2 separate regions of the Homo sapiens genome follow, and region 1 is linked to region 2. Evidence: chromatin loops called from intact Hi-C (ENCODE). Cell type or tissue: PC-9. All regions are shown on one strand. Each heading gives the region's core, and the rest is flanking DNA. Links, peaks and the distances in the headings are about the cores only.

Region 1 (8,386 bases), core at 295-8,294, 330 kb before region 2:
GAGGGGGTCTCATGGGTTATCTGGCTCTGATGCTGAGGTACTCAGAGTGTCTGGGAGGTATGGGACAGGGGAGTCTGCTGACTTCACTTTAGCCCTCTGGTTGCTGTGTTGGGAATAGATTGTAGTTGACCACGGTGGAGGAGGGGGAAGGGTGCAGAGAGCACGGAGGAGGAGCCAGGAGGAGGGAGGCCACCAAAGTGACCTCAGGAATCTGGAGGTGAGGGGGTGAGACCCTAGATCTCTTGCCCAGGTAGATGCTGTAGGAATGGAAAGGGAGACCCAGGAGAACCAGGAAGGGGAAGCTGTTCCTAGAGAGCGCATCCGTGGAGCGGATGCAGACAGAGGAACCTGGGGAAAACGACCTCTTGTCATTGGAGCCGGACAGTCCCACCTGAAGGTCAGCTCAGGTCTTCAGGAGCTCTCAGTGTGTGATTCTGACCACCAAGCAGGGGTCAGAACAAGGGACTGGCCGCTGGGGAGGGGCCACAGGCACCAACACCCAAAGCTCAGCCCCATCAACACAGCGACTCCAGGGACCCCCCAGCTCAGTGCCTGAGGCCTCAGCTGCCACCCAGCCCCTCTAGGCTGCCCCTGCCAAGAAGAGGACCAGGGACCCGAGCTGTCCTCTTCTCCATGCCTGGGCCCAGGTGGACCCTGCGACAGCCACCAGATGCACGCTGCTACTTACGTTTGCATTAATTAAATTCTGTAAATATGAATATGCTCTATATTTACATAAATAACAATACACATAAACAATAAAATTAACAATTCAGGCTGGGCGTGGCGGCAGGCGACTGTCATCCCAGCACTGTGGGAGGCTTAGTCCGGAGGATGGCTTGAGCTCGGGAGTTCAAGGCACCCTGGGCAACACAGTGAGAATCTCCCATCTCTACAAAAAATAAATTAATGGATTAAAATGAATTTTTAAAAATTAACAATTCAATTCCTCAGTTGCACTAGTCACATTTCACGTGCTCAGTAGCCACATGTGGCTTGCCGCCTCCATGTATACAGAATATTTCCATTGTCACAGGCAGTTTTATTGGACAAGGCTACACTGAGGTCTCCCCACCCCCAACCAGTGGAGGGGGGCCTTTTGGCTGGGGACAGGGGACAGGATGGTCTGGGTAGCGGGAGGTCAGGGACTCCAGGGCTGAAAGGAGGAGTATTTGCCCAGAGCGGAGTCCTGGGCGTGTGTGGGGATTAAGCCTGAGCTTGTGATTAGAGAATGGCCTGGGAGGCGGCTGATGGGGGCTTGGCTGCCTGGGCCCAGCAGGAATGTTTGAGCTCAGCAGAGAGCGTGAACAAAGAGTGGAGGCAGAGCCAGGCAGGCAGGCAGGTGGAGGACGAGCTCACGGAGACACAGGGCAGCTCCGTTCTGAAGCGGAAATGGCAAAACACGACACCTAATAGCAGGCAGCTTCCTTTTTTCACTTGCTACACCCTCAGCTTCCCTGTGAGGCCCACAGGCCTCCCCGAATTCCTCCCAGACTAGGGCAGTTTTGTAATTTACCACCGCTTCCCCCACTGATGGGCACTTAGGTTATTTCATTTGTAAAAAATGTGGTTATCTGTTTGCTTTTCTGTCCCTCCTCCCTTCCAAGACAGGGGGCCCCCAGGATGTGAGGGATGTATCGTGTTTGCTACTATATCCCCAGAGCCGGGTACACAGTAGGTGCTCAATAAATGGATGAGTGACTTGTGGGAGGTATTGTGGGGGCAAGAGGTCGAGATCCTCCACGGGGGTTGGGGAGGAGCCTGGCTCCTGGGAAATGTCAGTGATGCAGAAAACACGATGAGGGAACCTGACGCCCTGCAAGCTAAGGCCTCCCCTTCCTCACCGGGTCCTCAACCACCCTCAGACTGGAGTCTGGCCACTTTCCTCATAGTGTCCCTGGGCCCCCACCTGACGGTGACTCTGTGCCGACTGCAGACTTTGTCTCCTGGGGCACACAGAAGAGGCGCCATGATCCACCCAAGGGGACCTCAAACTTACATTGTTTGTCCATTCCCACTCCTGTCTCCCACAGCAAGCTCCCTGGGAGCAGGAACCTGAGTCTATTGTACTTGATCTTGAATCCTGAGTGCCTAGAACAGGACTTGTCACGTAGCAGGTGCTTAGTAAATATTTGACAAATGAAGGGATGGATGGATGGATGGATAGATGGATGGATGGATGGATGGAGGAAGGGAGGGAGAGAGGGAAGAATGGAGGGATGAAGATATGGATGGATGGATGCAGGAATGGAGGGATGAAGAGATGGATGGAGGAATGGAGGGATGAAGAGATGGATGGATGGATGGATGGATGGATGGAGGAATGGAGGGATGAAGGGATGAAGAGATGGATGAATGGATGGATGGAGGAAGGAAGGGAGGGAGGGAAGGAGAGATGGAGGGATGGAGAGATGGAGGGATAGATGGATGAATGGATGGATGGATAGATGGATGGATGGAGGGATGGATGGATGGATGGAGGGATGGATGGATGGATGAACAAACCAATGAACCTCTTCTCTTCCATCATAGTTTTAACTTAGGACCTACTAACCCTTTCCTGGTCCTCCCCTAAGGGGACCTTCTCCGGGATCACAACAGTACACTGGTCCTCCCACTCATTCATTTATTCATTCAACAATGACACTGAACACCCACTCTGTTGCCCAGGCTGGAGTGCAGCAGTACAATCTCGGCTCACTGCAACCTCCACCTCCTGGGTTCAAGTGATTCTCCTGCCTCAGCCTCCTGAGTAGCTGGGATTACAGGCACCCGCCACCACGCCTGGCTAATTTTTATATTTTTAGTAGAGACAGGGTTTCGCCATGTTGGCCAAGCTGGTCTCAAACTCCTGACCTCAGGTGATCCAACCTTTTCAGCCTCCCAAAGTGCTGGGATGACAGGCGTGAGCCACCGCGTCCAGCCTAAAATTTTTTAAAATGTGCCCTTTCTTGCATGTTCATCACATCTCAATCAAGCTGGAAGAAAAAGTGCCAGCCTCCAAGCCTGGTACTCAGCACGTGGCCTGGTTTATAGTAAATGCCCAACAAAAGTTACTATTTGCCATGATTCCATGTCTTCCTTTATTGAGACTTTTCAAGACCCTACAGAGCAGGTGTCAGAGTGTCCCCATTTTGCAGATGGGGAAACTGAGGTTAAGAGAGGTGAAGACATTTGCCCAGGGTCACACAGTTAGGAAATAGATCAGTTGAGATTTGACACCTCAGCTCACTGGCTCTTCCCCATGGTACAGAGAAGTTAAGCCACCAGCCCACAGTCCCGCAGCTGGGTGCATGGCAGAGCCAGGGTTCAAACCCAGGTTGGCTTCAAACTAAACCCTAATTTGGCTTTGTGTTCGGCCCCTTGTGGCCTAGTCTGTCCATCACTGAGTCATCCTGGCTTGGGAGGAAACGGGGCCCTGACCTCCTGACCTGGGCTGTCCTCCATCACACCTGGCACCGGCCCCAAAAATGCAGCCCCACCAGTCTGGGCAGTGTGAGGTGAGGTGGGGCAGGGAGGAAGCAGGCTTGGGCGTTGGACAGAAGATGGGAGTTTTGGGGCTGGGTTGGGCAGCCTGTCCTGCCGGGATCCTGAGCCAGCAGAGCCTGTCCGGCCCCACCCAGCCCCTCTTTCTGCCCTGACAGTGTGACTTCCTCACTTGATGTACCCACCCCTGAGAGGCCTAGGGCCAGGCTTGACAAGTGGGATCCAAGATGTGTAGCAGGTTGTGTCAGAAAGTGCCCCGGGGGCTGGGCGCAGTGACTCACTCCTATAATCCCAGCACTTTGGGTGGCAGAGGCAGGAGGATCATTTGAGCCCAGGAGTTTGAGACCAGCCTGGACAACATAGCGAGACCCCAACTCTACAAAAAAGTTTTTTAAATTAGCCAGGCGTGGTGGCGCCCCTGTGGTCCTAGCAACTCAGGAGGCTGAGATGGGAGGATTGCTTGAGCCCAGGAGTCTGAGGCTACAGTGACTTGTGATCATGCCACTGCACTTCAGCCTTGGTGACAGAGCAAGACCCTGTCTCAAAGAGAAGAAGAAAAAGGAATGTGGCCCAGGGTTCAAGATGAAGTGTCTGAAATCCCAAAAACCTGGATCTGCAAGATGGGCTGATGGGCTTTTCATAGTCACGGTGGACCCCAGCCATGGGTGGGGCAGAGTCGAAGAACCCTTTGCTGAGCCCACGGCTAACCCCTCAGTGGCTGGGGAGGGGAAAAACCAGGGTGGCCAGGGGCTCAGAGCAACCGCTATTTAACTACCGGTTGGGAGCTATTTCAATATTTTGATAACACACAGGGCTGTACAGGTGCATTCAGGAGAGAGCCAGGAGGCGGTCATCGGAGCAGCGGCTCCCTGGGCCGGCAGGAGGGCGGGGCTGCCTGGCAGGCAGGGAGAAGTGGCATTCTGCCAGGGGGCCCGGGCGGGTAGGGGCCTGAGGCACATTCTCAGGGGATGACTCAGGGGCAGGCAGAGCATGACTCACCGTAGACCCTCTCCTGCTCCAGCTGCCAGGGCCTGGCCTCCCCTCTGGCCCCAGGAGAACTGTGGGGAGCTCACAGGGCCCCCAGCCCAGAGCTGAGCGTGAGTCAGCCCATGTGGGCTGGAGGGCCAGCACAATTTTCCACTCCTTGAATTGTCCTGTAAGAAAAGTAAACACATGTTACAAAACAGGGGTGAAGCTGGGCCAGCCCCCTCCTGTCCCCTCGGAGCAGGGACAGGAGCAGGGCCTTCATGCCAGGGGCTGTGCACACATCCCTGCCCACCGGCTCTTCCCAATTTTACAGATGGGGAAACTGAGGTCTAGAGAGGTTAAGAGAGCCACCTGCCCAAGGTCACACGGCTAAGGTGTGAGGTGGAGCCAAGTTTCAAACCCAGGTTTCAGGCTGAAACCTGTAAGTGTATCCCGGCTGTGGGCAGACCAGGGCTGGAGTTACTGCAACATCTGTTTCTGTTCACAGCCGTGTTTCTCAGGGTGGCCCCAAACTCACCTGCCTCAGCATCCCACGGAGTAGGTGTTTGTTAAAATGCAGATTCCTGGCTGGGTGCGGTGGCTCACGCCTATAATCCCAGCACTTTGGGAGGCTGAGGCTGGTGGATCATTTGAGGTCAGGAGTTTGATACCAGCCTGGCCAACAGGGTGAAACCCCATCTCTACTAAAAATACAAAAATTAGCCAGGTGTGGTGGTGCATGCCTGTAATCCCAGCTACTCAGGAGGCTGAGGCAGGGGAACTGCTTGAGCTTGGGAGGCGGATGTTGCAGTGAGCCGAGATTGTACCACTGCACTCCAGTTTAGGCAAGAGAGTCAGACCCTGTCTCAAAAAAAATGCAGATTCCTTGGTGGCTCATGCCTGTAATCCCAGCACTTTGGGAGGCTGAGGCAAGAGATTGACTTGAGCCCAGGCATTCAAGACCAGCCTGGGTAACACAGCGAGACCTCATCTCTATAATTAATAAATAAATAAATGCAGATTTCTCGGCCCTGCCAAGACTCACCCAACCGTAATCTCTTCCAGGGAGGGACCCTGGAATCTGCATTTGTAAATGCACCCCAAGTTGGGGTGCATACAGCCACAGATGGGAGAATGGCTGTCTCGGAGAGGGCTCGGGATATATCCCACATGTCCCTCTGTCCCGGGCTGGGCGAATGCTGCCCCTCTTGTTTCAAACTGGTTCACAGGCGAATACCCCAAACACCTCTCCAGCTGCTAGGGCAACAGTGATGGCAAACAAGGAGGGCGGGCGTGAGGAACCCTTCCGAAGTTGGTGGCCTCCCATGAGCTGGCTGCCTGGTCTGGCTGCAGGAACACAGGTTTCAGGGTCGCTGAGGGTGGCCTGGTTGCCAGGGAACAAATGGCCCTGAAGGTGCGAGCAAACTCGAGGAAAGCAAGCACCCTCCCCCACCCCGGCAGGCTGGCCCTCCACCCACGGCAACAGAGGGGATGAGTCACTTGGCAGGAGAGGGCTTCGCGGATCCAAACAAATCCCATCTGCCCAGAGGAGGATGCATGGGGTGAGAACGGATCTCCCACCCCATCCGGCCTGCCCACAAACGTGTGGTGTGTGCACGTGTGTACACATGTGCGCACACACACAGCCATGGGAGCTCCTAGCCCAGCTCCTAGAGAATGGAGAGGGGAGGGATGGTGAAGCGCCACTCAAATTCCTCCCTAAATCTGCTAATTCTACCCGCCACTCCTGGGCCAGGCTCAGCTGAGTCAGCGGGAGACCAGCCCAGCTGCCCCAAGCCCGAGCCCAGGAATTAGAACTCTGAAGAGTGGAGGGAGGCAGAGGTTCAAGAGCTCAGTCCAGGAGCAGGCTGACCCAGGTACCAGCCCAAATGGGCCCTGTGCTTCTCAGGGCCCATTTCCTTCCCTGAAAAGTAAGACAAGAGAGGCCAGGCACCGTGGCCCATGCCTGTATTCCCAGCAGTTTGGAAGGCCAAGGTGGGAGGATCACTTGAGCCCAGGAGTTCTCAACCAGCCTGGGCAACAGCAAGACCCCGTATTTACAAAAAATTTAAAAATTACCCAGGCTTCCTGGTGTGCATCTGTAGTCCCAGCTACTCAAGAGGTCGAGGTGGGAGAATCGCTTGAGTCCAGGAGGTCGAGGCTGCAGTGAACTATGATCACACCACTGCACTGCAGCCTGGGCGACAGAACGAGACCCTGTGTCTTAAAATTAATTAAAGAAAATAAGACAAGGAAGTGGCTACCTCCCAGGCAGGGAGCACTGCCCTGCTTCACCCAGTGGGGGTGGTTGGGCACGTGCCATGGTGCCTGGCACAGAGTCAGCCCTCAATAAACAAGAGGTGACATTACTATTATCAATGCCGTCACTGTTATTCAGCAGCTGAGCTAGAATTCACTGCTGACCTAGAGGTCCCTGATCTGGTTCCCTCCCGCAAACCAACTCTTAACCTTCCTAGGAGTTGTAGGGAAAGGGGATTTGGCAGGTTGGAGAAGCCGAGAGTTTTGACACTGTTTGGAGCTCCTGTAGTCACTTGTGCCCGTCAGTCCCGCAAACACACAGTCTCTAGCTACAGAGAGAATTCCCTCCCCTTCGTTAGGGGCTACCTAACTGCCAGGGGACATACTGAATGCTTAACACACAGCCTTTCACCCTGTGAAGTTGATGCTAGGTTTGCGCCCACTTCCCAGATGAGGAAAACTGAGGCTCAGAGAGGCAAAATGATTTGCCCGTATTCACACAACTGAAAGGGACTGAGCGGGGATTCAAACCGAGATCTGGGCCGGGCGTGGTGGCTCACGCCTGTAATCCCAGCACTTTGGGAAGCCAAGGCGGGCAGATTGCTTGAGGTCAGGAGTTAGAGAGCAGCCTGACCAACATGGCGAAACCACGTCTCTATAAAAAATACAAAAATTAGCCGGGTGTGGTTTCATGCACCTGCGGTCCCAGCTACTTGGGAGGCAGAGGCAGGAGAATCACTTGACTCCAGGAGGTAGAGGTTGCAGTGAGGCGAGTTCGCGCCACTGCACTCTAGCCTGGGTGACAGAGCAAGACTCCATCCATCTCAAAAAAAAAAAAAAAAAAAATGGCCAGGCGCAGTGGCTCACGCCTGTAATCCCCACACTTTGGGAGGCCAAGGCGGTGGATCACTTGAGGTCAGGAGTTCAAAACCAGCCTGACCAACATGGTGAAACCCCATCTCTACTAAAAATACAAAATTAGCTGGGCGTGGTGGCACACACCTGTAATCCCAGCTACTTGGGGGGCTGAGGTAGGAGAATGGCTGGGAGGCGAAGGTTGCAGTGAGCCAAGATCGCGCCACTGCACTCCAGCCTGAGCAACGAGAGTGAAACTCCATCTCAAAAAGAAAAGAAATTCAAACTTCTTTCTTGTCCTTTTTGGGGAGATTCAGCAACGGTTTCTCATGTATCCTTCCAGAAGTTTTTTGTGCATAGACAAGCATGTTACACACCACACACTCTGTCTTTCCCTCTTTCTTTTGCACTTTGCATCTGGCACTCCACTCCATGTTAGTCTACATATGGTCTCCACATCTGCCCCTTTTCCAGCTGCAGGGTCTTCCTGGTGTAGGCAGCCCTGGTTACCGGACCATCCCCCTCCAAATAGGCAGCAGTTTCTTTACAGAGCTTCTCCATTAGCAACTGTGTTGCCAAAAGCATCCCAGGATGCACACTTAGTACAAGGTCAGCAACACTGCTGCAGTGACCATCCTCAAGGCATGCTGAGCCCGGAGTAAGAGCCCACCTGTGGGGAAAGGTATGGGGAACGAGAAAGGAGAGGGTGTCCAGGCATAGGCAGACCAGGGGGCGACAGCAAGGACGCACAAGTTCCCTGGGAACCCCTCTTGGGGTATGGGGAAGGGGTCTGTGTGCTGAGCCAGCTCCATGTTGAGTT
Region 2 (8,225 bases), core at 226-8,225:
GCATATACAAAACCTCTATAGTGGGAAAGAACTGAGTACGGCACAGGACTAGAATCAAGTGAGGGAGATGGCAAGGCAAGGGCCAGATCTTGCCTCACATTCAGCCAGCATTGGGCTCTCTGAAACGTAAAGACAGGGCCAGGTGCGGTGTCTCACGCCTGTAATCTCAGCATTTTGGGAGGCCAAGGCAGGTGGATCGCTTGAGCCTAGGAGTTCGAGGCCAGCCTGGGCACCATGGCAAAGCCCTGTCTCTACAGAAAATATAAACATTAACCAGGCGTGGTGGTGCACATGTGTAGTCCCAGCTACTTGGGAGGCTGAGGTGGAAGGATCCTTTGAGGCTGGGAGGTCGAGACTGTAGCGAGCCATGATTGTGCCACTGCACTGCAGCCTGGGTGACAGAGTGAGACCCTGTCTCAAAAATAAAATAAAATGAAAAAAAAAAAAAAAGAAACATAAAGACAGACGCTGGAGACGACTGGTGGCTTCCTGGTCTGAGTGCCTGAGTCTCAAGTCTAGACTTCTCAACCCCCTGAGTGGGCAGGATCCTGGCGTATTCTGGTGCTCCCAGAGCCAGGCACCCGGTGGGTGTCTGATAAGCACATCTGTGGAATAAATCAAAGAATGGGGTGAGGAGGAGGCGGCCAGGGCCCTGGGCCCCCCATGGACTGGCCATGTGAAGTCTGGCAAAGCCTTGAACCTCTTGGGCCCTCAGGTGACATAAGGGCACTGCTGGAAATGCCTTCTCCTCTCCCTCCCACTAGGTGCTGGCCCCAGCTGTCAGGTTCCATCCCAGCCTGCTAAGGAATCCAAAGTTCATTCTCCAACCAGGCTAATCCTGGCTAAAAACAAGGTTGTTTTTTAATTCCCTGTTGCCCGTGGAAAAACAAGCTGGCTTAGGGGATGGGGGTGAGGGGGTTGCATGGAGACCAGTAGGGTGACCTTTGACTCTGCCAGCCCCACCTGCCCAACTCTTGCCAGCCTGCTGGCCTGAGAGAGATCCTCCTGAGCTGGGCAAGCCTGGGCAGGCAGCTGAGTGGTACCTGGACGATGGTGGAAGGAGGGGTGAAGGCACTTCCTGCCTCCCTATGCAAGGCAAGCCCTTAGTGGGCCCTGCCGGGACAGTGTCCCTCCTCCCTTGCCAGAAATGCACCATGGGTGCCCGCTCTTCTCCACAGGTTCTGAATGTCAGAGGGTAAGGCTGGATTCCAGCCTCAGTTTTATCTGTAAAATAGGGCTAGGGCTTCCCAGAGTGGTCCAGATGGAGGCAAACAGGTGAGAGCACTAGAACCGTGCAAATAGCACCAGGCCCTGCACTCTGCATTTTACAGGCATTAATCTTCCACAGCAGTGAGGCCAGAACTCAGCCCCGCCAGTGAGAAAGTGAAGCCCAGAGCTCTGGTAACTCGCTCAACATTAAGCATTAAGTCATTAAGCAGCGGAGTCAAGCCTGACACCCAGGTCTGTCTAGCTCCCGAACCTGCCCACCTTCTACCACACTGTGTTGTCGTCCTAGTGGTAATTATTATAGCGGGAATCATATTCAGAGCTGGTTTTTACTGTGGGCCTACCCTGTGGAGCACTTTGCCCATATTAATTCATGCATATGAGCTTTGCAAAGGTTAAGGAGCAACTCTTAGCAAGAGCAAACATCTCTTGGAACCATCAGGGTTTACAAAATACTGTGGCCCCTAAGTGATCCGCAAACAGCAGGAAAGAATTTTAAACTGTATTTCCCGTGGTCAGATGGCTTCTGCCGAGGCTAAGTGCCTGCCTGGGAAAAGCCAAGACTCAGTGTCCGCCCCTTGCCTATAGGCCAGGCTCCCAGCCCCAGCCCTCAGAGACCAACTCCACTGCACCCTGACTCCCTTCCCTCCCCAGCCCTCTCCGCTATCTCAGTGCCCCAAGCCTTCCCCACCACCCTACCCTCCCACCCCAGGACATTTCAGGTCCAGTCCACTAGTTCCCCTACTGTCCTCCTCCCACCACCCAATGGGAGAGTCCTTGGTCAGGCTTGAGGGGCCCGGGTAGGAGCCGCAGCTTGAGGCAATTCCCTCCATTCCATCCAATTCCGAAGGCAGGGCAGACTCCCCTGGAACCAGACACATCAAGAACGTCGCCTAGTTCAGACCGGAGCTCTCCACCACCATCTGATCCCAGCACAGCCACAGCCACAGTGATCCCAACGTGTCCAAGGGATCAGATCTGTTTACACATTTCAGTATCCCCTAACTCACCCCCAGGGCCAGTGCCGGCCTCCCTAGGGCATTTTTTATTTTTTGGAGACAGGATCTTGCGCTGTTCCCCAGGCACAATCACGGCTCACTGCAGCCTCTGACTTCCCAGGCTCAAGCAATCCTCCTACCTCAATCTGTAGCTGGGACTCCAGAATTTTTTTTTTTTTCTTGAGACAGTCTTGCTCTGTCGTCTAGGCTGGAATGCAATGGCGCGATCTCAGCTCACTGCAGCCTCCGCCTCCTGAGTTCAAGCAATTCTCCTGCCTCAGCTTCCCCAGTAGCTGGCACTACAGGCGTGTGCCACCATGTCCGGCTAATTTTTGTATTTTTAGTAGAGACGGTTTGACCAGGCTGGTCTGGAACTCCTAACCTCAAGGGATCTGCCCGCCTCGGCCTCCCAAAGCGCTAGGATTACAAGCGTGAGCCACGGCGCCCGGCCAATTTTTTTTATTTTTTATTTTTTGTAGAGACGAGGGTCTCACTATGTTGCCCAGACTGGTCGCAAACTCCTGGACTCTAGTGATCCGCGCCCATCTCGGCCTCCTAAAGTGTTGAGATTACTTACAGGTGTGAGCCATGGAACCCAGCTAATTCTCTGTTTTTTTGTTGTTGCTTTGTTTTTTGGTTTTTTTTTTTGAGACAGAGTCTTGCTCTGTGGCCCAGGCTGCAGGGCAGTGGCGCGATCGCGGCTCACTGCAACCTCCGCCTCCTGGGTTCAAGCGATTCTCCTGCCTCAGCTTCTGGAGTAGCTGGGATTACAGGCGACTGCCACCACGCCCGGCTAGTGTTTGTATTTTTAGTAGAGAACGGGTTTCGCCGTTTTGGTCAGGCTGGTCTCGAATTCCTGACCTCAGGTGATCCGCCAGCCTCGGCCTCCCAAAGTGCTGGGATTACAGGCGTGAGCCACTGCGCCCGACCCGAACTCAGCTAATTTTCTTAAAATGTAAATCTCTGTAGAGGCGTGTTCTCAAAGTCCTGGGCCTAGGCAATCCTCCCTCCTCGGACCCCGAGTAGGTGGGATTACAGGCCACCGCGCCAGCCCGGGAGGGCATTTTCCATCTTGCAAGGCTATACTCGTCCTCCGGGTTTCCGAAATTCGCTCCCAACCCCAGCCGTTCTCACAGCCCCCACCCGGCTATTGCTCTTCTGTCGCCCCACGCTAGGTCAGGGCCAGGAAAAGAGGAAAGACTCAACAAATAGTGTCTCAACGAAGGAGGCTGGGGCCAGGGGGCGCAAGGAGCCGGACCAAGGTCACCTAGAGCTGCTATGATCGCGCCTTACCGCCCCCGGGCGCTCGAAGCGGGCTAAAGCCTCACTAGCTGTCAGCAACGTCAACCGGAAGCGCCATGTGCCGGTCTGTAAACACCGCCCGGTCGCCCCGCCCCCGGCTCCGCCCCCGGCCTCCCCGGCCCAGCGCCCGCCCCCGCCGCCTCTTCATTGGGCGACCAGCTTTGTTTACCTTATATGGCCAGGTCCTAACACCCCGAGGCTGTCCATTGGTCGAGGCACGACCTCACTCAGCTGACGTCACCGGGACCAAACGATGCAAATAAACCGAGGCATTCTGGGAAAGGGAGTTTGGGGCCGCTCCGGAACTGGCTCTGCCGGGCCTTGGCGCCCGCCCGCTAAGGGCCGAGATTTCCGGCAAAGAGCACGAGATTTTGCGTGGGAAAGCGGGAGAACTGCTGGGAGGGGGACCCCGAAGCACCAGAGGCTGCTGGCCCCGCCAGCCTGTCCCAGGCGCCGTCCAGAGGGTCATGGGGCTACAGTGGGGCAGGCCCAGAGCCAGGCTAGGAAGGACCCATGCCACGAGTGGGCGATGAGAGATTGAGTGAGGAGAGCTAGGAGGCTAGCTATAGGCGGTGACGTGCGGCGGAGCTTTTAAGTGGCTCATTCATTCATTCACTGAACGAGTATTTGTCGGCGCCTACAGTGTGCCGGGCCTTTCAGCCTAGACCAGCCGATTTGGGCCAAAATTCCTAGAGACCCCTCTCTTAAGGGCGTGCCTACTATTTAACACAGAGCGATGCCAATCACAGAGGGGTTCAGGGTCCCTAGGTCTTAGCAAAGACGCCTGTGGCCCGGCGTTTGCGCCCATGCACAGATCTGTATGCCCCACCTTGGGACCCCAATTCGTGCCAGAGCAGGGGCACGGGTGCCACCGAGAGCAATGAGGGCGACATGGACGTGCCTGGCTCTGGTCACGGTCTGGACAGCTGCGCACAGTAGGCACTTAGCGTTCAGTCACAGTCCCCGGGGCATGGCAAAGACGTCTGTGGCCTGGCGTTTGCGCCCATGCACAGATCTGTGGCCCCGGCCTCTGGGCTCCTAATTCCCGCCAGAGCAGGGGCGTGGGTGCCACCGAGAGCAACGAGGGCGACGTGGACGTGACTGGCTCTGGTCCCAGCTCAGGCGCCTGCACACATTAGGCACTCAGTTTTCAGACACCGTTCCTGGGCCTTGGCAAAAACGCCTATGCACGAACCTGAGGCCCCCGCCTGCGGACCTCCATCCGTGCCAGAGCAGGGGCCGGGTGCCACCCAGAGCAACGAGGGCGACGTGGACTCCCCCAACCCTGGTCACGGCCCGGGCATCCACACACAGTAGGCGCTCACAGTTCAGACACGGTCCCCAGGCCTTGGCCAAGATCCTGTGGTCAGGCATTTGCGCCCATGCACAGACGTGGCCCCCGCCAGCGGACCCCCATCCGTGCCAGAGCAGGGGCACGGGTGCCACCGAGAGCAACGAGGACGACGTGGACGCGCCCGGCTCGGGTTACGGCCCGGACATCCGCACAGCGGGCGCTCGGTGCTCAGACACGCCCCTTCCCGGGCTTCGCGTCCCCTAGGGTGCCGGCCCCGCTCCCCCGGGGCGCCCGGCGCACCGTGGGGACTACATATCCCAGCATGCCGCGGCGCCGGCGGAGCGAGGCGAGGCGCGGTGAGTCAGAGCCGCACAGTAAATATTTGTATTAGCCGGAGCCGGCTCGCTAATGGTGGACGCGTGAGGCGGAGGCGCGGGCGGAGGAGGGAGGCCGGAGCGGGCAGCGCGGCGGCGCCATGTCCGTGAACATGGACGAGCTCAAGCACCAGGTCATGATCAACCAGTTCGTGCTGACGGCGGGCTGCGCGGCCGACCAGGCGAAGCAACTGCTGCAGGCGGCCCACTGGCAGTTCGAGGTGCGCGGCGCCGGAGCCGGGCGAGGGCCGGGGCCACGGGCGGAGTGTGTCCCGCGTGGCCGCCGGGCGGGGGCGGACGGCGTGGACGCGTGCCGGCTGTGCGCCCCCTCCGGGCCGCAGACCCGACCCGCTTTCCCGACGGCGGTGCCCGGCGTCCGGATCCCAAGGGCTCGCGGCGGGCGGAGGTGGGAACCGGGCCACCGGTCGGGGATACGCCGCCCCCGCGGGGCCGCGAGTCCCCCGGGATCGAGACGGGGACCCCCCCCACCCCTTTTGTCCGGGTAACGGCCGAGGGCCGGGCGGCCCCGCGGTGCAGACGGACAGTCGGGCGGGCGGCCGGAAGGAGGACGCCCCAGGCCTCGGCAGAGCTGGGCCGGAGGGCGGAGCCGCTCCGGGCGAGTGGTCCGAGGGTCCGCGTGCCTGGTGGGCGGTCGGCGGCGTGCGCACACGTCCATGTGCATTTGTGTTTACGCACGCACCGCGCCACGGCGTCGGCCGGGCACCGGGGAGGTGGCGGACCTGCGGGCACGTTGGCGCGCGTGTGAACGCGCAGCCCCCTGGTGCGTTTGGTGTGTGATCAACGCGTACACATGTGGCGGGTGTGCAGATGCCGCCCGTGCCCGGCACGGTGTGATGTGTGTACACGGCCTGGAGTGTAGGGGTGGCGTGTCGGAGCCCCACACTACACCACAGGGATGAGCGTGTATCCCCTTCAGAGGTGTGCCTGGGGACTCCGTGTGCGCGACTAGGTGCTCTCCTGGGGCTGGCAGGGGCATCTGTCCCTTTACCGGTGCAATGGGGAGGGTGCACACGGTTCACCAGCTTTCGGGCTAGCTGGGTAGGAGGTGATGCTGCCCCGGTCTGGCACCCACTCCCCCGGGCCTCTCCTAACCCATAGGACAGTAGTGCTCCTGGCTTGTGCTGCCCAGAGGCTACCTGGCTTTCCCTAATTCACCGACCCCAGGATTAACCCCATGGTGGTTGGTATCAGGGGATGAGGCCAGAGCCCTTTGAGCTGTGCCCCTCACAGGGGTAGGGTCATGGCCTCAGCCATCCCGGTACCATCTGTGCCCAGCCGGGGACTGGGAACCTGGTTTCTCCATGAGGAGCCATCCCAGGGCCTGCAGGAGGGACTAGAAGCCAGAGGACTCTGAGGCTCCGCTTCCTGGGGACTGCAGGGGGATCAGAATGTCCCAAGCTTGGGACAGTCTGGGAAGGCAGTGGCCATCCCATCCAGATGAGTACATCCCTCTCTCCTTGCCTACTTCCCTCCTACCAGCCGTCGCGGAGGCCACTGATCCTGTGTGGTGTTCACCCCAGGACGTGGGAGGCTGCTCTGTCCCTCTGGCCTTAGTTTCCACATCTGTATGGTGGGGTTGGGGGGCATGAGTCAGCTTCTGTTGGCCAGCTTACTGCCCCCTGTGCCCCAAGGCAGCCCCACCCGGAGGAAGCTCCCTGCTTCCCTCCTGGTCTCCACAGCCCTCATCAGCCCTGTTTGTGTCAGGGGCTGGATGTGGCAAAACTTGCAAAACCGCATTCATGGCAGTTACACATCTGCACGCAGGGTTCCCTCGCTGCCTGGGGCTGGGCAGGTAGGTGTCCGGTGGGAAGCGGGCCCTGCCTGCAGGACTCAGCCCAGCCCTCAAAACCTGGCACCCAGCTGGCACCCAGGCCACATCCCTCAGCGGCACAGTTAATTGAAAATGCAGCTTTGAGGAGTGCAATGTCTGGGGAAAGACTGTTCCCAGAGGGGCAGGAGCATCTGGGGCCTCTGGTGGCTCCCAGGGTCCCCATGGGAGGAGCCCTGTGCCCTCCACTCCCAAGTCTCAGTTGTGCCATCTGTAAAGTGGGGGCCGCCAGGGAGGCTGGAGGAAGGTGACGGGACTTCAGGCCTTGGAATGGGGCTGAGTGAGGGGTTCACATGGCCACCCCATCCCTCTCCACGCTCCACCCGCTGGCTGCATCCACCAGGCGGTGTTTCTGGGTCACATTTGCTGCAATTCAGGTGCTAATGGGGGCAGGAGGCTGCAGGGGGAGGGGCCGGTGTCTAGTGGGGCAGATGTTTCTCAATGGAGAATGCTCACAGCGGCCTGCAGAGGGGGTCTGGTGTGGCCTGGGGCTCCTGGGGTTGGGATTTACACAGTGAGCCTGGGCTTTGGGGCACAGCTGCTGCTGACAGAGGGTCTTGGGGTCTGGGAAGGTGCTTAAAGCCCGGCCCCCATGCCTGAGCTCCCACACCCCTGTTTAGGGACACCCAGATAGGGTGTCTCCTGCAGGAAATTCCCCACATAATTCATTTATTTAAAAAATATTTTTTGCCGGGCACGGTGGTTCATGCCTGTAATCCCAGCACTTTGGGAGGCCAAGGTGGGCGGATCATGAGGTCAAGAGATCAAGACCATCCTGGCCAACATGGTGAAACCCCATCTCTACTAAAAATACAAAAGTTAGCCAGGTGTGGTGGCACGTGCCTGTAGTCCCAGCTACTCGGGAGGCTGAGGCAGGAGAATCACTTGAACTAGAAGGCAAAGGTTGCAGTGAGCCCAGATAACGCCACTGCACTCCAGCCTGGTGACAGAGCGAGACTCCGTCTCAAAAAAAAAAAAAAAAAAAATCTAAATAGCCTCCCACCCATACCCCCTGATCGAGGGCAGGCCCCAGGAGCCAGGCTGGATTTCTGGGTGTGCTGGGCCTGGGAGGGCCAGGAAGTCAAGCTGGCATTAGGGGAGTGGGCCTGAGGGGTGGCGGTAGGGGCACCTCGGCGGCTTGAAGCTCCAAGTCTGGGCCTGGGACTTGGCAGGGCCCCGAG

The links. Peaks named below come from ENCODE experiments on the same cell type or tissue, not always from the same donor. Only the 100,000 strongest peaks of a DNase experiment are listed, where the experiment ranks them.
Region 1: it touches region 2 in a loop (7-fold over the local background); 23 of 110 quality-filtered maps call a loop at or near these places.

The regions. Positions count from the first base shown.
Region 1 is chr16:4,941,065-4,949,450 of GRCh38, reverse strand. No RefSeq gene overlaps it. Among named protein-coding and RNA genes, the nearest start is that of PPL, 8.1 kb to the right of the region's middle. RefSeq lists enhancers at 882-1,639, 5,040-5,553, 5,554-6,067, 6,068-6,581. In PC-9, for the core only: no CTCF peak of the experiment used is centred there; DNase peaks (open chromatin) are centred at 1,470, 3,600, 4,530 and 5,970; H3K4me3 peaks cover 1,249 bases; H3K27ac peaks cover 5,437 bases.
Region 2 is chr16:4,611,869-4,620,093 of GRCh38, reverse strand. UBALD1 (UBA like domain containing 1) reads left to right here and starts at 5,206. Exons shown (of 3, transcript NM_145253.3): 1 at 5,206-5,416. The coding sequence starts at 5,297. RefSeq lists silencers at 3,473-3,702, 4,946-5,185, 5,526-5,625, 5,666-5,775, 5,856-6,025 and enhancers at 3,753-4,012, 3,850-4,421, 4,422-4,994. In PC-9, for the core only: a CTCF peak has its summit at 3,403; DNase peaks (open chromatin) are centred at 3,743, 5,153 and 6,963; H3K4me3 peaks cover 5,000 bases; H3K27ac peaks cover 3,399 bases.